Linked DNA regions of Homo sapiens: region 2 is linked to region 1. Evidence: chromatin loops called from intact Hi-C (ENCODE). Cell type or tissue: CD4-positive, alpha-beta T cell. All regions are shown on one strand. Links, peaks and the distances in the headings refer to the core of each region. The heading gives the core; the rest is flanking DNA.

The links. Peaks named below come from ENCODE experiments on the same cell type or tissue, not always from the same donor. Only the 100,000 strongest peaks of a DNase experiment are listed, where the experiment ranks them.
Region 2: a loop joins it to region 1, with 4 times the contacts of the local background. A loop is called at or near these places in 1 of 110 quality-filtered maps.

The regions. Positions count from the first base shown.
Region 1 is chr11:18,208,591-18,220,554 of GRCh38, reverse strand. It overlaps the pseudogene SLC25A51P4. Among named protein-coding and RNA genes, the nearest start is that of SAA4, 22 kb to the left of the region's middle. In CD4-positive, alpha-beta T cell, for the core only: no CTCF peak of the experiment used is centred there; no DNase peak of the experiment used is centred there.
Region 2 is chr11:18,271,148-18,280,669 of GRCh38, reverse strand. HPS5 (HPS5 biogenesis of lysosomal organelles complex 2 subunit 2) reads left to right here. Exons shown (of 23, transcript NM_181507.2): 23 at 728-1,994. The coding sequence ends at 788. Among named protein-coding and RNA genes, the nearest start is that of SAA1, 9.6 kb to the right of the region's middle. RefSeq lists a silencer at 2,957-3,157. In CD4-positive, alpha-beta T cell, for the core only: no CTCF peak of the experiment used is centred there; a DNase peak (open chromatin) is centred at 2,579.

The DNA of each region.
Region 1 (11,964 bases), core at 3,122-8,121:
AAGCCATTTGCAGTGGAAGCCCATGCTGGTGCCTGGAGCTGCCTGCCCCACTGCAGCCAGTAGGCCTGGCTGTCCCCTCGCTCATTCATGCATCCCTTGCCACTCTGTGCCTGGTTTGCCCTTGGCAGGCATGACCTTGGGGCCAGTAGCACTAGCCAAATGCAGCCTGCCAGGCAGAGTGAATGGAATGAGCCTAGCAGGACTGAGCAAAACTTGGGCAAAGGCACCCCTGGCCACAGAGGTTTCCAGCAGGTGGAGTCTTTAGGTTTTTCCAAATATAAGATTATATAATCTGCAAACAAGGATAATTTGACTTCTTCCTTTCCAATTTGGATGCCCTTTATTTATTTCTCTTGTCTGATTGCTCTAGCTAGGACTTCCAGTATTGTGTTGAATGACAGGGGTGAAAATGGGCATCCTTGTTGTATTCCCCTTCTTAGAGGAAAGGCTTTCAGTTTTCCTCATTCAGTATGTTGCTACTTGTGAGTCTGTCATATATGGCTTTCATTATTTTGAGATATGTTCTTTCTCTCTCCAGTTTATTCAGGGTTATTATCATGAAGGGATGTTGAATTTTCTCAAATGCTTTTTCAGCATCAATGGAAATTATCATACGGCTTTTATTCTTCATTCTGTTTATATGATGTATCACATTGGTTGATTTGCATATGTTGAACCATGGTTGATTTGCATATGTTGAACCATCTTTGCATCCCAGGGATAGATCCTACTTGGTCATAATGAATGATCTTTTTAATGTATTATTAAATTCAGTTTGCTAGTATTTTGCTGAGGATTTTTGCATCAATATTCATCAGAGATATTGGCCTGTAGTTTTATTTTTTTTGACATGTCTTTGTCTGGTTTTGGTATCAGGGTAATACTGGCCTCATAGAATGTGTTTGAAAGTATTTCCTCCTCCTCCTCCTCTATATTTTGGAATATTTTGAGTAGGATTGGTGTTAGTTCTTCTTTAAATGTTTGGTAGAATTCAGCAGAGAAGCCACCAAGTCCCAGGCTTTTGTTTACTGGGGGACTTTTTATTACGGTTTTGATCTTATGACTTGCTATTGTTTTTGTTCAGGTTTTGGATTTCTCCCTGGTTCAATATTGGTAGGTTATGTATGAGTCTAGGAATTTGTCCATTTCTTCTAGATTTTCAAATTTATTGGCATATAGTTGCTCATGATAGCCACTAATGATCTTTTGAGTTTCTGCAGGGTCAGTTATAATGTCTCCTTTTTCATTTCTGATTTTATTTATTTGGATATTCTATTTTTTTTTTAGTTAGTCTAGTTAGTCTGGCTAAAGGTTTGCCAGTTTTGTTTAACTTTTCAAAAAACCTACTTTTTGTTTCATTGATTTTTGTATTCTTTTCTTCACTTCAATTTCTTTTATCTCTGTTCTGATCGTTACTATTTGTTTTCTGCTACCAATTTTGGTCTTGGGTTTCCTCTTGTTTTTGTAGTTCTTTAAGATGCATTGTTAGATTGTCTATTTGAAGTTTTTATTCTTTTTTGGTTAGGCACTTATACCTATAAACTTCTCTCTTAGTACTGCTTTTGCCGTATCCGATAGGTTTTGGTATGTTGTGTTTCCATTATCATTTGTTTCAAGACATTTTTCAATTTCCTTCTTACTTTCTTCATTGACCCACTGGTCATTCAGAAACATATTGTTTAATTTTTATGCATTTGTACAGTTTCCAAAATTTTTCTTGTTATTAATTTCTAGTTTTATTCCATTGTGGATAGAGAAGGTGCTTGATATGAGTGCAATTTTTTGAATGTTTTAAGACTTGTTCTGTGACCTAACATATGGCCTATCCTTGAGAATAATTCATGTGCTGAGGAAAAGAATGTGCATTCTGCAGCTGTTGGATAAAATGTTTTGTAAATATCTATTAGATCATTTGATCTATAGTGCAGATTAAGTCCAATTTTTTGTGTGATTGATTTTCTGTCTGGAAGATCTGTCCATTGCTGAAAGTGGGGCATTGAAGCCTCCACCTATTATTGTGTTGCAGTCTATCTCTCTTGTTAGCTATGATATTTGTTTTATATATCTGGGTGCTCCAGCATTGGGTGCATATATATTTACAATTGTTATATCCCTTGCCGAATTGACTCCTTTATCATTATATAGTGACCTTCTTTGTTTCTTTTTATGGTTTTTGTTTTGAAATCCATTTTGTCTCATATAAATATAGCAACTCCTGCTCTTTTTTGGCTTTCATTGGCATGGAATATCTTTTTCCATTCCTTTATTTTTAGTCTATGTGTGTCTTTATAGGTGAAGCATGTTTCTTGTGGGCAACAAATCAGTGGGTCTTGTTTTTTTAAATCCATTCAGCCACTCTATATCTTCTTATTGGAGAATTTAGTCCATTTACATCAATGTTATTATTAATAAATAAGGAGTTACTTCAGCCAATTTTTTTTGTTTTCTGTTTTGTGAACTTCTCTTCCTTCTTTCTTTCCTTCCTGTCTTCCTTTAGTTAAGGTGATTTTCTGTGGTGATATGGTTTGTTTCTTGCTTTTTATTTTTTTGTATATTTATTGTATGTTTTTTTGGTTTGAGGTTACCATGAGGCTTGCAAATACTATCTTATAACCCATTGCTCTAAGCCAGTAAGAACTTAACACTGTTTGCATGAACAACAACAACAACAACAAAACAAATAAGCAAAGAGAAAACTAATAAGAACTTTACATCTTAACTACATCCCCTGACTTTTAAACTTTTTGTCGTTTCTACTTATATCTTATCGTTTCTACTTATATCTTATGTACCATCTATGAGTTGTAGCTATTATTTTTGATTGGTCCAGTGTTTAGTCTTTCTACTTAGGATAAAAGCTGTTTACACACCGCAGTTACTATGTTATGATATTCTGTGTTTTTCGGTGTACTTACTATTACCAGTGAGTTTTGTACTTTCAGATGATTACTTATTGCTCATTAACATCCTTTTCTTTTTGATTGAAGTATTCCCTTTAGCATTTATTGTAGGACAGGACTAGTGTTGATGAAATCTCTCAGCTTTAGTGTGTCTGGAAAATCTTTATTTCTCCTTCATGTCTGAAAGATATTTTTGCCAGGCTTACTATTCCAGGGTAAAAATTTTCTCCCTTCAGCACTTTAAGTATGTTATGCCCCCTCTCCTAAGCCTGTAAGGTTTCACTGACATGTCTGTTGCCATATGTATTGGAACTCCATTGTATGTTGTTTATTTTCTCTTGCTGCTTTTAGGATCCTTTCTTTATCATTTAAAAGTTTTATTATTATTATTGTCATTTTTTGAGACAGGGTCTCACTCTGTCACCCAGGCTGGTGTGCAGTGGTGCAGGCTCAACCTTCTAGGATCAAGTAAACTTCCCACCTCAGACCCCTGATAGCTGGGACTACAGGCATGTGAAAGCATATCTGGCTAATTTTTTGTATTATTGCAGAGGCAGGCTGGTCTCAAACCCCTGGATTCAAGTGATTCATTTGCATCTGTCCCACAAAGTGCTGGGATTACAGATATGAGCTACTGTGCCTGGACAGAAGTTTGATTATTAAGTGCCTTGAGGTAGTGTTCTTTGAGTTAATTCTGCCTGGTGTTCTATAACCTTCTAGTACTTGGATATTAATATTTTTCTCTAGGTTTGGGAAGTTCTCTGTTATTATCCCTTTGAATAAACTTTCTACCCCATCTCTTTCTGTACCTCCTCTTTAAGGCCAATAACTCTTGGATTTGCCTTTCTGAGACTGTTTTCTAGATCCTGTAGGTGTGCTCCATTGGTTTTTATTCCTTATTCTCTTGCTTTTTTGATTATTATTATTATTATTTTTTCAGACAGAGTATCACTCTGTTGCCCAGGCTTGCTGCAACCTCTGCTTCCTGGGCTCTAGTGATTCTTGTGCCTCAGCCTTCCAAATAGCTGGAACTACAGGTGCACATCACCACACCCAGCTAATTTTTGTATTTTTAGTAGAGATGGGGTTTTGCCATATTGCCCAGACTGGTTTCAAACTCCTGGCCTCAACCAATCCACCCACCTCAGCCTCCCAAAATGCTGGGATTATAGGCATGAGCCCCTGCACCCAGCCTGTTGAGTATTTTCAAATAAGCTGTCTTCAAGCTCACTAATTCTTTCTTCTGCTTCATCAGTTCTGCTATTAAAAGACTCTGATACATTCTTCAGCATGCCAATTGCATTTTTCAGCTCCAGAATTTCTGTTTAATTCTTTTTAATTATTTCAGTATCTTTGTTAAATTTATCTGATAGAATTATAAATTTATTCTCTGTGTTATTTTGAATTTCTTTGAGTTTCCTTAATGCAGCTATTTTGAATTTTCTGTCTGAAAAGTCACGTATCTCTATTTATCCAGGATAGGTCTCTGGTGCCTTATTTAGTTCATTTGATGAGGTCATGTTTTTCTAAATTGTGTTGATGCTAATAGATGTTCTTCAGTGTCTGGGCACTGAAGAGCTAAAGTATTTATTGTAGTGTTCTGTCTGGGATTTTTTGTACTCAACTTTCTTGGGAAGCCTTTCCAGATATCTGGACAGATTTGAGTATTTTGATCTAAACTGTATGTGTTTTAGCAGGCATCCCAAGACCAGTAAAGCTGTGGTTCTTGCAGACTTGTAGAGGTACTGCCTTGATGGTTTTGGACAATATTCAGGATAATTCTCTGGATTACCAAGCAGAGACTCTTGTTCTCTTCTCTTACTTCTCCCAAACAAATTGAGTCTGTCTCCCTGTTCTAAGCCACCTAAAGTTGGGGGTGGAGTGACACAAGCACCCCTGTGGCCACAACCACTGTGACTGGTCTGGGTCAGACCTGAAGCCAGCACAGCACAAGGTCTTGCCGAAGGTCTGCTATAACCACTCTCTGGCTACTGCCTATGTTCACTCAAGGCCCTGGGGCTCTACAATCAGCAGGTGGCAAAGCCAGTCAGGCCTGTGTCCTTCCCTTCAGGGTGGTGAGTATCCTCAGGTTCCAGGTGGGTCTAGAGGTGCCAACCAGGATTCAGGGACTAGAGTCCAAAACCTTAGAAATTTACCTGTTTTCTATTGTACTACAGCTAGGGTGGCACTCAAACCACAAGATGCAGTTGTTCCCACTCTTCCCTCCCCTTTTTAAAGGCAAAGAAGCCTCACCCCGTGGCCACTACCACCACAGGCTTACAGGTAGTACCACCAGACTAATACCAATGTTCCCTTAAAGCCCAAGGGCTCTTTAGTCAGTTTGTGGTGAATGTTGTGTGGCTTAAAAGTCACCCTTCAGAGCAGTGGGGTCTCCTCTGTCCAAGGGCAGGTCCAGAAATGCCAAGAGCCACGTCCTGGAATTGGGCACCCCAACAGCCTGCTTGGTGCTCTACCCCATGTGGCGCTGGTGGCACCTGTGCACCAGTGCAAGGTGAAGCCTCCTTTACTTTTTCCTCTGATTTTCTCAAGCAGAAGGAGTTTCACTCCATCGCCACCACTGCTGGTAATGTGCTGAGTGTCACCTGAAGCAGCAAGTCCTGAGGCTCACTCAAGGCCCTCAATATAGTACCTGGGTATTGCTGCTGGTTATTCAGGGCCCAAGGGCTCTTCAGTTAGTGGGTGATGCATGGCGCCAGGACTGGGTTTTTCTTTTCAAAGCTGTGGGTTCCCTTCAGGCCAGGGTGTATCTGGAAATGTTATCCAGGAGCCAGGGCCTTGTGACTCTGACTAGTGCCCTATTTTTCTGTGGCTGGGTGGGTATTCAAGATGGAAGACAAAGTTCTCCCCACTCTTCCCTCTCATCTCCTTAAGTGGAAGGCTGAATTCTCTTTTGGAACCACAAACTGTGCAGCCTGGGCTTAGGGGAGGGTGATACCAGCACTCCCTTAGCACCCCAGCTGGTGTCTCAGTAATTTGTCTGCCCCTACGTGCCGTCCTTGCCCAGTCCACTGTGTCTGGGCCTGATTCAGCACTAGGACTCACCTAAGAGTTGCAGTCTGTATTAGTCAGAGTTTTCTTTCTTTCTTTTTTTTTTGACTTGAAAAACAAACTTTATTCCAAATTATCCAAAAAAAGTGTTAACTCTGGAACATTTAACAGATTTCATTTAAACTCATATGGTCATAAAACTCAAACTATCAAACAAAAATAGCAGTGTGTGCTTAACCACTTTTAATAATGAACCTTTAAGAGGAAACATTTAGAGACTCCCACAAAATTTGGGAGCCACTAGGCAACATGTATTTAATATTAAACAAAGACAGCATTAAAAACTAAAAATCCTCAAATTTCAAGAGAATGCCTGTTCAAGTCTTTGATATGCATTTGCACATGATAAAAGAAATATTTTAATTTAAAAGAAACCAAGTCTGAGTGCTTACCCTTTCTTCAAATGTAATCTCCTGTTCTCCCTTCATATTATGACTGCATACCCCTCACTCTACTTCATCTACACTGAACCAGTGTTAGTTCAACATGATTGTCTTCACTCAAAGCCCTCTAGATCCTATTTCATATATCCCATCGACCACCATTATTTCCTTACATGTTTGCACAGCCTTATACTGAGTATTACATTGTAACTGGGCTTGGGAATTTCAGGTATCCAAAGGTAATTATATACACACATGTTTCTGTTTTATTGCACAGTTCACAATATAGCCGGTGATTACACAGCCAAACATGTTAAGATGAATATTGACTATTTAGACAAAAACATCGATTTTGTCCCCAACCACAAATGAAACAAGAAAGACACACATATTCGCCACCATATAAAGGTTGTGTTTACTCTGTGGTGCAGTCCTGAGGGATCATATCACTCTAAGTGTGTTAAATCCAGAATCCATAACATTTCTGATGGCATCAGACATGAAGTATAGGACACAAGACCATAAATGTCCTGCTCTCATGAGCCATTTGTGCCACATATGTAACAGAAAGGGCACTTTTAAAGCTTTTCAGATATTCAATCATGTTTGCCTTTTCAAGTTTTTTTTTTTTTTTTTTTTTGAGATGGAGTCTTGCTCTGTCGCCCAGGCTAGAGTACGGTGGCACTGTCTCGGCTCACTGCAACTTCCGCCTTCTGGGTTCAAGTGATTCTCCTGCCTCAGCCTCCTCAGTAGCTGGGATCACAGGCATGTGCCACCATGCCCTGCTAATTTCTTATATAATAGAGATGGGGTTTCACCATGTTGGCCAGGCTGGTCTTGAACTCCTGACCTCAAATGATGTGCCCGTCTCGGCCTCCCAAAATTCTGGGATTACAGGCATGAGCCACTGTGTCCAGCCTGCTTTTTCAAAATTATTACCACACTGGTTCACACTGAAGGTAAAAGCAATAGCTAGAATCTCTTATTAACAACACATTTTGACTTCAAGTTCAGACAAAGCTGTTGGTTACAAGTTCAGCTGAATTTTTGTCAAATTTAAGAAGTCTGTAGGACAACACAAAACCATCCCTGGTAATATATTTGCAGTCTGGTCTTCAAAAGCTGTAAAAAGTGACAAAGAAATTTAAAAAAATTAAGTTGAAACCTTTAAAAATATTTATTTATTTATTTTTTGAGATGGAGTCTTGCTCTGTTGCCCAGGCTGGAGTGCAGTGGCATGATCTCAGCTCACTGCAAGCTCTGCCTCCTGGGTTCACGCCATTCTCCTGCCTCAGCCTCCTGAGTAGCTGGGACTACAGGCACCCGCCACCACGCCCGGCTAAATTTTTGTATTTTTAGTGGAGACAGGGTTTCACCGTGTTAGCCAGGATGGTCTTGATCTCCTGACCTTGTGATCCGCCCGCCTCGGCCTCCCAAAGTTCTGGGATTACAGATGTGAGCCACCGCGCCCAGCCTAAAAATATTTATTAATAATTGTTTTTAAATGCCACTTATTTGAGACAGCAGAAACCAAAGCATTTTCCTTAGAATTCTCACTTAGCTTATATTTCACAAAAGTGCTTCAGATTTCTACCACCTGTATGGAGTGTAAAGACAAAAAGGAAGCCCAACAAAATCAAAGGCCCAGTGGTGTTTATTCCCAGGGCGAAGGCATAACCCCAGGCTAACCCACATGCCCTGTGCTGAGTAGCTGGACACACCTGTGAAGTGCACACATGAATGAGGGGATCAGGCACCAAGGTGCTTTTATTCATTCATTTCTCAAACTCAACTCCCTTCAAATCCTGACTCTATTTAATAGGCCAAAGGATGCTATTCATATTTATTTCATATTTATTTGGTGCCAAATTATTATTATTTTCAAATCCTTACATCTGCACCTTGAAAGTAAACTGCAATATCCAGCACAGCATTGTCAGACAGAGCTGCTGTATGGCTATTAAGTTCATTACTGCCTGGCTAATACTTAATATGCTTCATTCTTTATAGCTGGAAGAAGGATGTTCACTGTATTTAACCAGCCATACAGCATTTAGAGGTAAACAGCTTTTACGGACTATTTGCCCAGAAACTTTAAGTAAACTACCAAGTTGAGGCCCTGATTTTATTTTGGTCAGTATGTGCACATATTCACATGCAATTACCCAGAAAGAAGAAAAACTGATTAACAAGAAACCTACCATCATGTCAGATGCTGGAAGTCAATCTTTAACTACATAATATTTACAGAAAGGGTTTTAAGATTCATAATCCACTTTTTCAGTCTGTCTCTTACGTTTCATTAGTCAATTAGAAGTGGCACATGAGTCATTTTGCTTTATCTGAAAAAAATATTTTCACATTTTCCAATTCCTTTGACAAAGAAGTTTTCATCTGTTGAGGGATGAGAATGCTATTTGGCTATTACCTACTGTTAGAATTCAAACTACCCCTTGAAATGTCTTTATTTAGATCATATGCTCTCAAATTATCTTATTGTTTTACTGACACAAGGGTAAAACTGGGTTCCCAAAATGTCAAAACTCTAATAGAGTCTCTATTTCCAAGAGTATAATAAAAGACAGCCAACACTGTGCGGTGAAAACTATCCTGAGCCCTTTTCCCCCCTCTGCAATATTTAGAAACCCAGGGTGGGGGGAAGTGGGATTGCATTAATAAACTTCTGAAACAAAATGTTATGGAAGTGTTTATTTTTTAAAAGGAGAGTTTTAAGAGAACAGGATGCTTGAATATGACCAACTCCTACTCAAGGGGAAAAATAACCACAGTCCTTTGCTGAGATGGCACCAATAATTCAAAGAAACCAAGCTAAACAGAATTTTATCTATACACAATTAATATGAAAACTTGTTGGAACACCTATTACAAAATTTAAGTCCCTTCATCTTTTGACAATGAAATAAGTGCAATTAACATAAGGATATTTTGGAAGGGTTGAAGGCCACAGTCAGAATCAAACAGAAAACTTTCAAACCCACAGAGCAAAATGAGAACTTTCATAGCTCCTTGATCTACCGTATCTGAATAGAAATAGGATAACGACTATCCAATAGGTGCTTAGTTTCAAAACTAATACAAGCAATTTATCAAGAAAAGCCTATACCTAATAAGCTGTTTTTCTTCTCTGTTCTGCCTCTTTGTCATATGCTTGAGCTTAATGAAGACTACCCTCTGCAGCTGCCCCTGGGGGCAGAGAAGCAAGCAATGGAGTAACAAAGGAAGACTGAGGAGCCCCTGGCCCCTGAGGACCTTCTCTCTGGCCAGTCACAGCCGTTTATGTTTCAATGCAGAAGATTTCAAGACTGGTTTGAGAAAAAGAATCTTATCTTGGGGATTAGGTTCCCTGTCAAAGGCCATCAGATGGACAGCTATTTACCAGGCAATTAGCCTAAGTATCTTAGGTAATGATAAAAAACAAAACAAAACACAAAAAAACCCTTATATTTTCCTATTGGAACCTTTTATTCTATTTTGTTGATGCTTAAGGAAAACAGCTTTGCCCATAACTCACTGTGGCCTGGAGTTATGACACCAACTTGTATTTGGCCAATTAAGGAAGAGGCCAAACTGCATTCTTCTTAGAAGGTCTATTCAGTTGATAAGTGGCACTTAACTGATGTTTTTTTTCATATAACCTTTGCATTGATTATGCCCCAAGAGATAAGGGACAGATGGTAATTCAGATGAGAACCTCTGAAAAGATTTATCAGTTTTCTGTCCCGTTCCAGCCAGATTTTTTGGAAAACCTTGGGGAAAGACTGAAATTCCCCACCAATCTGAGACTGTATGCGAGTTTTTACAACATTAATTGGAAAAAACAGGAATCCCAACATGGCACCCAATAGACCTCCACCGATAAAATCATTGACCAAATGAGAATTGTGAGTCGTCGCGGTAGGCAGATGCTCCTTAACGTGACCTCGAAGGCCGAAAAAAAAAAGACATTGCTGAGTCCATTCTGGAAAAGAATGGGCACCAAACCTCGATAAAACTCTCCAATTCCATGACATTTCAGTGCCTTGAAAGCCTGATAAATGTTGGCAAATTTGTCATGGTGCTTGTGGTCTTGAAGCAATGTCTGAAGTGAAAATTGCTTCCGTTGTCCCTGCAAGCACTGCTGCCACGCCACAGGTTGCAAACTCTGGAGCACTGACATGCTTGTGGAGAAGGTAGGATAAATCCTCATACAGACCAAACGTAAGTGCAAGTGTAGTTGTCTTCTGCATCAATCGGGGAAAGATTCCCCGATACAAGTTTCGAAATCCATCCGTTCTCAACTGAAGTATTGCATCCCCCGTTTTGATGCCATACAGCTGTTGTGGAAAGAGGACCTTCTGAATGGGAAATGTGATTGCGACGTTGTTGAAGGCTGCACAGCAGCCACACAAGTAATGCTTCATTTCACTAAATCTGTAATATGAGGTGACATATCTTGTTTCGAAGATGTTAGTATTGGTGGTCTCTTTCCATGAGCTTCTGAATCCATCATGTTGCTTAAGTTCTTCTTTTTTCATGAAGGACTTTTTCTTTTTTTTTTTTTAAACCTGTAACACCATCCAAGCCTGGAGTTTAACAGAATGATAGCTTTTTGATAATATTCCCAATTTCTTCCATTGTTATTGTTCTGTTAGGTTCTCTCTTCTGGAGTCAATTTTGATAACTGGATTTCCGTTCTCCAGGCGTCCATTTCCCCAGTCTGTGAAAAGCGGGGAGGGGGTTGGACAAGATCACTAAACCCTGTTCCGTCTTTGACACTCCACAGTCAGCGGTCCCGAGGTGAGGAGGCCAGAAATCCCAGTCTCCCGGGAGGCAGGGGCCCTTGCGCGGTGCCAGCTCTGCTCCCTCCGGAGCTCAGGCAGAGCCAGGCTCCTACCCGCCCCTGCGGTTCCTGCGCACCAGGGAGGTGCCTCCCCAGCCCGGGGCGCGACCGAATGAAGGCACAACCTCCTTCGCGGGAAAGGTCGCCCAGCAGCCGGACAAATACCCACCGCAGGAGAAAGAGCCGGGAACCGAAGAGACTCAACTGATTCCGCGCGCGCCGCCTGGGCGCGTTTCACCTCTCTCCAACCATATGCGAGGGGAGCCCGGTCCTTCCCCACGCCCGCCCCGCACTCACCCATCCTAGTTAGGGTTTTCTAGAAGGACAGTACTAATAAGATAGATGTATACATAAAGGGGAGTTTCTTAAGATTATTGACTCATACTATCACAAAGTGAGGTCTCACAACAGGCCCGTCGCAAAATGAGGAGCAAAGAAGCCATTCTGAGTCCCAAATCCTCAAAAGTAGGGAAGCCAACAGTGTAGCCTTCAGTCTGTGGTGGAAGGTCCAAGAGTCTCAAAGCTGAAGAACATGGAGCCTGATGTTCGAGGGCAGGAAGCATCCAGCACGGGAGAAAGATGTAGGCCAGAAGACTAAGTCAGTCTAGTCCTTCCATGTTCGTCTGCCTGCTTTTATTCTGGCCATGCTGGCAGCCCATTAGATTGTGCCCACCCAGATTGAGGGTGGGTGTGCCTTTCCCAGTCCACTGACTCAAATGTTAATCTCCTTTGACAACACCCTCACAGACACACCCAGGATCAATACTTTGCA
Region 2 (9,522 bases), core at 1-5,000, 63 kb before region 1:
TTTGTTTATCCATTCATCTGTTGACAGACACTTGAATTGCTTCCACTTTCTGGCTATTGTGAATAACGCTGCTATGAATATGAGTATACAAATATGTCTTCCAGACACTGCTTTCAGTTCTTTCGGGTATATACCTGAAAGTGGAATTCTGGAATCATATGGTAATTCTATTTTTAATTTTTTGAGGAACCACCATACTGTTCTGTAGAGACTGCACCATTTTACTTTCCTGCCAGCAGTGCACAAGAGTTCCAATTTCTCCATGTGCTAGCCCCACACTTGTCATTTTCTGTTGTTGTTTTTTGTTAAACAGTAGCTATCCCAGTGGGTGTCAGGTACTATATATCTCATTGTGGTTTTGATTTGCATTTTTCTAATGATTAGAGATGTTGAGCATTTTTTCATATGCTTATTGACCATTTATATAATTGTCTTTGGAGAAATAGCTATTCAAGTCCTTTGCCCATGTTGAATCAGGTTGGGTGTTTTCGTTGTTGTTGCTGTAAGAGTTCTCTGATATTCTGGATATTAACCTCTTATCAGATACATGATTTGCAAATATTTTCTTCCATTCTGTAGGTTGCCTTTTCACTCTGTGCATTGTGTCTTTTAATGCACAGAATCAGTCAACTTTTTGAATCCTCTGAAACTCTGTAGTTTTTAAGTTTTCTGTGAAGAATGAACAATGACAACTAAATTTGCTTGTTTCTTTTCTTTGGGATTTCAGGGCCTTGATACAAAGCATGCTTGAAAAATGCGATCGGTTTCTCTGGTCCCAGCAGGCCTAGTGGGAGAAGATTCAGCAGGATGTCATGACATTTTGAGAAAAACTAAATCATGCTCCTGAACCTTCTGAACGCATTTGTTATTGAAGGAAAGACACCACCCCCAAATCCTGCCATCTTATTGGGGCTACTTTTGTCAGTGTCTGTACCCTTGGCATCGGCATCTGTGACTCTTTATCCATGACCTCAGTGTTTCTTAACCAAAGTTGTACTCAGCATTTCTTAACCAAAGTTGAATTTTGAAAAGAGTCAGTCCTTGTTTGCTGGAATTAGAATGTTAATGTCCTAGTATTATTCCGAACTACAGTATTAACTGCTTGTTGCTAGTGGATTAGACAGATTCTTTTCTTACTGTGGCTTCCATGTTGGGAGCAGAAGCTTTTCATCCTGGTCACATGAAGACAGATGGTATTATTGACTGGAGTTGAATTATTTTTATATCTTGTCTGGCACAATATGGAAATTACTGAAATAAGACGGTGTATAATGGAATTAACACCCAAAATAAGTAGAACACTGAAGATTTGAATTTGATATTTAAGTAAAATGGGACTGGGTGCAGTGGCTCAGGCCTGTAATCCCAACCCTTTGGAAGGTAAAGACGGGAGGATCACTTGAGGCCAGGAGTTCAAGACCAGCCTGGGCAACATAGTGAGAATGCATCTCTACAAAAAATAAAAAAAATTAGCTAGGCATAGTACCTGAGGCCAGGAGGTCCAGGCCGCAATGAGATGTGTTTGTGCCATTGCACACCAGTCTGGGTGACAGAGAAAGACCCTGTCTCAAAAACAAATTAAATAAAATATCTTCATATATAAATTAAGCTAATTAAAAATATTTTTCCCTGTATTTATTTAATATTTTCTAATCTGAACCCATATACAGCTGACTAATTCATTCTTAGAAATGTGTTATCTGTAATCTTTCCTAAACAGAGTAGCCCACAAGAATCATGCACTTTTTAAAATTATTTCTAAGAAGCCATAACAAAGCTGTGTACTAATAAAGACTGCAGCAAGCACTTGTGTTATTTAAATTATGTAAGTAGATTGTCATTTGTCAGGCTCCTGTACATTTACATAGCATGTTATATTAATAATAAATGTAAAATATGACTAAAGTTTTCATTGGAACACAATGTAGACAGGAGGTTTATTATGAGCATTTTGCAGAAAGGTGTGGAGTAAGTAAAGTGTTGGATGCACTGAACAATTCAACTCTTTTTTGCATTTATAACATAACCAGAGAATATGGACACAAATCACTGTTAAACTTACACATTACTCCTAGATATGATGCAACCATATGGGTTAAAGAGATTGTCGGCTGGGCGCGGTGGCTCACGCTTGTAATCTCAGCACTTTGGGAGGCCAAGGCGGGTGGATCACGAGGTCAGGAGATCGAGACCATCCTGGCTAACACGGTGAAACCCCGTCTCTACTAAAAATACAAAAAAATTAGCCTGGCATGATGGCTGGCGCCTGTAGTCCCAGCTACTCGGGAGGCTGAGGCAGGAGAATGGCGTGAACCCGGGAGCCGGAGCTTGCAGTGAGCCAAGATCGTGCCACTGCACTCCAGGTTGGGCGACAGAGTGAGACTCCGTCCCAAAAAAAAAGAGAGATTGTCAGGGAAAGGAGAATTCTTAGAATTCCGGGAAGTATGGAAAACCTTCCCACTAGCATAATTTGCCTTTTGGCCATATTGGATTGTGTTGAAATGTGCATCTATACTGAGATAAGGGTGAGAGCCCCTGTCCACTGTCAGCACAGTCACTACTAGAAGGCCCAGAGGAAGTCCCGTGACAAGCAGACAGCATGAACTGGCACAATTGTGCAATCATTTCTTCACAGACCTTCTCAAGGCACAGCAATTCTCATTTGATAAAGGGTATGGAGAGAAATTTCTAATATAACAAAAACAAATCTTGTCACTTGAATTTATTTTCCGAGGCAAACAAACAAAAATCACCTTCATGACATTAGATGAAAAAAAAAATCTCCTTCAGTTAAACATTTAAACTTGCAGTCTATTTGGGTATTAGTTTTTAAATAGAACTTGTATCTTTCTTTCGCTTCCCTGAAAGTTCTAGGCAGATTGTGATTCATGGTTGCCTCCCTTTTCCCTTTTGTTTACAGATCTGACCGGCTGTTTTACAGGGCATCACAGTGGCTGAGAGCTTGTGTTCTGAGGCTGACTGCCTTGGTTTGAATATCTACTCTCTCTTTTGCTTCATGACTTTGGGAAGTTCCTTTGTTTTTCTAAGTTCTAGTGTTCTCATCTGTAAAATGGGGATGATGGTAGCTCTGATTCAGGGTATTTTGAGGATTAGATGAGATAATAGCACAAAGAAAGAGTTGAGGTGTTAGAGCTCCTTTTTAGTGAGAATTAAAGGAGACGGAAATGGTAGGGCACAGTGCCTGTGATGTAGCGTATAGGTAATAATGTTAGCTATTGTTAGAAAGGTTTGGGATGTCGTTGTTGGACCTGGTAGTTATCAGACCCATAGACATTGGATTTACATGAGCCAGAGACAGTGGGAAGACGAAAATTGAAATTAATAATTTCCTTGCATGTGTTAAATTTGTGATTGCCCTGGTCAAGGCTCAAAACCTTGTAGTAGTCATCCTTGCCTCTTCCTCCTCCTCTACCCTCACTTCTAATGACTAGGTACATTTCTACCTTGCTTTCAATTCTACCTTGCTGGTGTTTTCCATTAGTCATTTTTTTCCCATTGTCTCTTGCCACCAGCTCACGTTCTCATTATTTCTTGCCTAGACTATTGCCACAGTCTTTTTTTTTTTTTTTTTTTTTTGAGACGGAGTTTCGCTCTTGTTGCCCAGGCTGGAGTGCAATGGTGTCATCTCGGCTCACAGCAACCTCCGCCTCCCAGGTTCAAGCGATTCTCCTGCTTCAGCCTCCTGAGTAGCTGGGATTACAGGCATGTGCAACCACACCCAGCTAATTTTGTTGTTGTTTTTATTTATTTATTATTATTTTTAGTAGAGATGGGGTTTCTCCATGTTGGTCAGGCTGGTCTGGAACTCCCAACTTCAGGTGATCCACCTGCCTTGGCCTCCTAAAGTGCTTGGATTACAGGCGTGAGCCACTGCGCCTGGCCCATTACAGCAGACTTAAGTGACCTTCCTCTCTTCACCTCTAACCACTGACATCCCATCACTGCCACCAGTTCATCTCAGCACAATAAATGTAAACAATCTTAGATCTATTAAGAGGTGACAGCGTGCTGGCGACCCTCGCAGCCCTCGCTCACTCTCCGTGCCTCCTCGGCCTCGGCCCCCACTCTGGCGGCACTTGAGGAGCCCTTTAGCTCGCTGCTGCACTGTGGGAGCCCCTTTCTGGGCTGGCCAAGGCTGGAGCCGGCTCCCTCAGCTTGCAGGGCGGTGTGGAGGGAGAGGCGCAGGTGGGAACCGGGGCTGTGCGCGGTGCTTGCGGGCCAGCGCGAGTTCCGGGTGGGCGTGGGCTCAGCGGGCCCCGCATCGGAGCGGCCGGCCGGCCCCACCGGCCCTGGGCAGTGAGGGGCTTAGCACCTGGGCCAGCAGCTGCTGTGCTCAATTTCTCGCTAGGCCTTAGCTGCCTTCCTGTGGGGCAGGGCTCGGGACCTGCAGCCCGCCATGCCTGAGCCTCCCCCCGACTCCGTGGGCTCCTGTGCGGCCCAAGCCTCCCTGACGAGCACCGCCCCCTGCTCCAGGGCGCCCAGTCCCATTGACCACCCAAGGGCTGAGGAGTGCGGGCACATGGCAGGGGACTGGCAGGCAGCTCCACCTGTGGCCCCGGTGCGGGATCCACTGGGTGAAGCCAGCTGGGCTCCTGCGTCTGGTGGGGACTTGGAGAACCTTTATGTCTAGCTGAGGGATTGTAAATACACCAATCGGCACTCTGTATCTAGCTCAAGGTTTGTAAACACACCAATCAGCACCCTGTGTCTAGCTCAGGGTTTGTGAATGCACCAATCGACACTGTATCTAGCTACTCTGGTGGGGACTTGGAGAACCTTTATGTCTAGCTAAGGGACTGTAAATACACCAGTCAGCATTCTGTATCTAGCTAATCTAGTGGGGATGTGGAGAACTTTTGTGTCTAGCTCAGGGATTGTAAATGCACCAATCAGCACCCTGTCAAAACGGACCAATCAGCTCTCTGTAAAATGGACCAATCAGCAGGATGTGGGTGGGGCCAGATAAGAGAATAAAAGCAGGCTGCCTGAACTGGGGTGGCAACCTGCTCAGGTCCCCTTCCACACTGTGGAAGCTTTGTTCTTTTGCTCTTTGCAATAAATCTTGCTGCTGCTCACTTTTTGGGTCCACACTGCCTTTATGAGCTGTAACACTCACTGCGAAGGTCTGCAGTTCACTCCTGAAGCCAGTGAGACCATGAACCCACCGGGAGGGACAGACAACTCCAGACGCTCCACCTTAAGAGCTGTAACACTCACCACGAAGGTCCATAGCTTCACTCCTGAGCCAGGGAGACCACGAACCCACCAGAAAAGAAACTCCGAACACCAGAAGTAACATTCCGGACACCCCACCTTTAAGAACTGTAACACTTAAACACTCACCGAGAGGGTCTGTGGCTTCATTCTTGAAGTCAGTGAGACCAAGAACCCACCAATTCCGGACACACTATTACCCAGTCAGGTGATTCACAAACCTGGCTCCATATCAGAATCACCGCAGGAGCCTGTTAAAAATACAATTGCTGGCCAGGCATGGTGGCTCACACTTGTAATCCCAGCACTTTGGGAGGCCAAGGTGGGCGGATCACCTGAGGTCAGGAGTTCAAGACCAGCCTGGCCAACATAGTGAAACCCTGTCTTTACTAAAATACAATAAAAATTTAGCTGGGCATGGTGGTGGGTTCCTGTAGTCCCGCTACTTGGGAGGCTGAGGCAGGAGAATCGCTTGAACCTGGGAGGTGGAGGTTGCAGTGAGCTGAGATTGCACCACTGCTCTCCAGCCTGGGCCACACAGCGAGACTGTTAAAAAAAAAAATTAGCTGGGCATGGTGGCACACACAGGTAGTCCCAGCTACTCAGGAGGCTGAGACATGAGAATCGCTTGAACCCGGGAGGCAGAGGTTGCAGTGAGCTGAGATCGCACCACGGCACTACAGCCTGGGTGACAGAGTGAGAGTCTGTCTCAAAAAAAAAAAAAAAAATACAATTGGTAGAGACCCTGCCCCAAACCTGAAAACTATAGATCAAGGGACTAATTTATTTTTATTTTTGAGACGGAGTCTCGCTCTGTCACCCAGGCTGGAGTGCAATGACACGATCTCAGCTCACTGCAACCTCCTGGTTTCAAGCGATTCTCCTGCCTCAGCCTACCGAGTAGCTGGGATTACAGGTGTGCACCACCACGCCTGGCTAATTTTTGTATTTTTAGTAAATGTGGGGTTTCATTATGTTGGCCAGGCTGGTCTCCAACTCCTGACCTCAATTAATCTGCTTGCCTGGGCCTCCTGACGTGCTGGGATTACAGGCGTGAGCCACTGTGCCCGGGCTCAATGGACTAATTTAACCTCCCTCAACTTGCCATCGACCCCCACACTGTTCTGAGATTTAGATAGAGTCATCCTCGTGTATAGATGCATCACAGTCCATGAGAAAGATTGTTTATCTTGCTTTCATGGGAAGTTAATTGCAGATGCACTGCCAGGATCTTTGTCTTCTTGGGGCACAGTCATGCCACTTCCCAGTCAGAAACTTTCAACGCCTCCCCTCTGTTTTCAGAGTACAGCCCAAGCCCTTGGGCTTGGCATTTAAGGCCTTCCGTGATCTATTTTCAAACTTTTTCTGTTTCAGAGCCCAAGTTTGTCCCTTGTCCTGGGTCCTCCGTTCCTTGCATACGTTCTGCACTTTGCTCTTTTTGCATATGTTCCTGTTCAATTCTGGCGTGGCTTTTCACCCATTGCCCACCTGCTGAAATTTCCTTAGGATTCTGTCCACCTCACATGGACGTGAGGGCTGTATAATTGTCAGAACCCTGAGCTTATGAGGGCCCCCCACTTGGTTTAATGTTCTGCTTTCACTGTTTTGAAATTCTTAATAATTGATGGACAAGGGTTCCCACATTTTTTTCCCCTGTTTTGGCTTCTCAACAAAGTCCCTACTTATTTTTTATTTTTATTTTTTGCTGTAGTTCCTACAGATTAGGTAGGAGCTCCTGACTGCCACAGTAGATCTAGGGTAGAGCCTGAGATTTTGCATTTCTGACAAGATCCCAGGCGATGCTGATGCCTCTGGTCCTTGGATCACACTTTGAGTAGCAAGGGTCAGTCTGAAGTATGGTAGAGCCAACAACTTGGAAGGAACCTGAAAGACAGTACGGAGCTGAAGTCCCTGGCAGCTGAAATACTCATCACAAACTGTTAGGTGAGACATAAATTTGTATATTCCTTAACATTCTGTATTTTGGAGTATCTTTGTTGAAGCAAGTTAGCCTTACCCTACTAAAGGAAGTGAAGGAGAGCAGGTCTCACAGGTCCTTCTGTCCTTTTCTAATTTGGAAAAAGCCTATGAGGTGTGCAATAGGAACTTGGCTCTGAGTGAGTCAAACACAAGCTCATGCTCCCTGGTTCGCTCCCTCCAGTGCTGGTGGGGGCTGACTGGAATGGCCTTTCTGATCTGAGGGGTTGGAGACTGATTTTGAAAGAAGTCCTCTTAGACTTCTATCCCAGACCATGCAGTGCAGCCCAACTTACCAGAGTTCTGCTTTGAAGTTTGGGGCCAAACCCCAACCAACAATAGAGTGCTGGTCATTGTCCTCAGAACTTATCTCCATTGGGGACCTTGTGGGTTTGATTGGGCATAAGATTCATATATTCCTTGTATCCCCTAACCATAAAGGCCATCATATTACCCTCATTTTACCGCAGCCTCTAACAAAGTACCTATATTGTAAGAAAACAAAAACAAGTTATTTCAAGCAAAAGATTATGTAGTGTGTTACAATCTTGTTGCTAGGAATGTCACCATGTCCCTAAACCTATTAAAGCCCCATAGCATCCCTAAATTCCTTCAGTGTCTTGTGGAGCACTGTGCTCCAAATCATGTTCCCCCTGGGAGTGGCATCTGTGTGGGATCACAAGGGTTATGGCAGGTTTCATTAGTCCATGGTGGTTTACATTTCTCTGTCTCTCCCAGTCGCCCTGCCTCTTTCCCCATCTTGGCTACCCAGTATAGTTTCTTCTTGTCTCTTTTATTCTTAGTCTAAGATCCAGTCCATTCCTTTGTTCCCAAGTGAACTTGCTGTGTCCAGACCTTACTTTCAAAAAGCAAAGCTTTGCACTGTGTATCAGATGCAGCCTGTCAACTACTTCAGACCTGTTGGCCCACTCCCCTTTCTCCAGCCACTGCTACAGTGATGGGTTCCACCATAGGCTTTAATTCATTTCACACAGGTACAACCTGGCAGCACCTTGCTTTGGGTCTGCTCCGTGGACCTTCTACTTCCTACTCCAGGTAAACCCACTGGACACTCTTGTGTGCATAGCCAACAAATGCAGAAAAGTTAACAATGGTGGGGCCACCTTTGACCAAAGGGAGATGGAAGCCAGTTGCTAGGTGCCTTTCAGTTTGGACTGCTGATGGAGAGCACTGAGACACTTTTTATGATGTTCCTCTGAAGGTCCCAGTGGCATCAGTTATGTGGCTCTTATGCATGGCCAGCTGTATAATGTGTCCCTGTATTGGCCTTGCTCTTCCCTGTTTTACTCCACTGTCTCACTCCTGCTCCCCGTGTTCATTCCCCAAATAAAATACCTACACACAAGACTTTGTTTCCGCTTTCTTTTCAGGAGAACCCATGCTAAGAATTGTGGAAAGGTGGCGGAGGTGGGAAGCGGGTGCAGTGGGGAGAGTCTGCTATTCTTTGAGGCTTTATCACCTAGACTTAGTCTGTTATCTGAGTGTGTATTAGGTAAGAAACAGTAGTTAACCAGTCATCATTGCAGGCTGGGTCTTCTCTCCCCACACGACTTGCTTCCTTTTCCTCCCACTCTGATGTCCTCCACATCTGTTCAGCGGAGCTCCCTGACCCTACCTGCAGATGCAGCACAACTTATGGCTTGGTATAGGAACTACTGAAGGATCCTCAACCTCTAATCTCTAGGCAAGCCTCCAACTACACTCTGGGGTACTAGGGAGAGTGGCACATCCACACTTAACTCAATAGCGAGAGACCCAAAGGCGTTGCTTCTGATCAAGGAACTAATTTTACAAAAAATGAAGTATAACGGGGTCCCATGCTTATGGAATTCACTGCTCTTACCATGTTCCCTATCTTCCTGAAGAAGAGAGGAGGTCTCCACTGCTGAATCTCTTGGCCTTGTTCAGTGTATCACAGGTTCTGGAGTCAGACAAACCAGCCTGCAGTCTTGGCTCTGCACCTGTTACATGTGTGACCTTGGAGAAGGCCTGAACACATACCTCTAAACCTGTTTATCCAACCGAGAACATCAAAGGCTTCTCTGCAGTGTCAATCCGATAAAGCATGTAAAGTATAGGACACAGTCTTGCAATTGCAGTGTAAAAGATGGCAGCGATTCTAGTTACTATTCACTGGCCTTCCATATTCCAGCAGAGTTTGGACTGCCACCAGTGTGTGCCTGTATTGAGGCTCTTATTGTGTTGTGTCTACCTACATATCTCGCTTTCTCTTTAGAACAATAAACATTGTCAAACGACAATGAGTGAGACTAATGTATCTTGTGAACA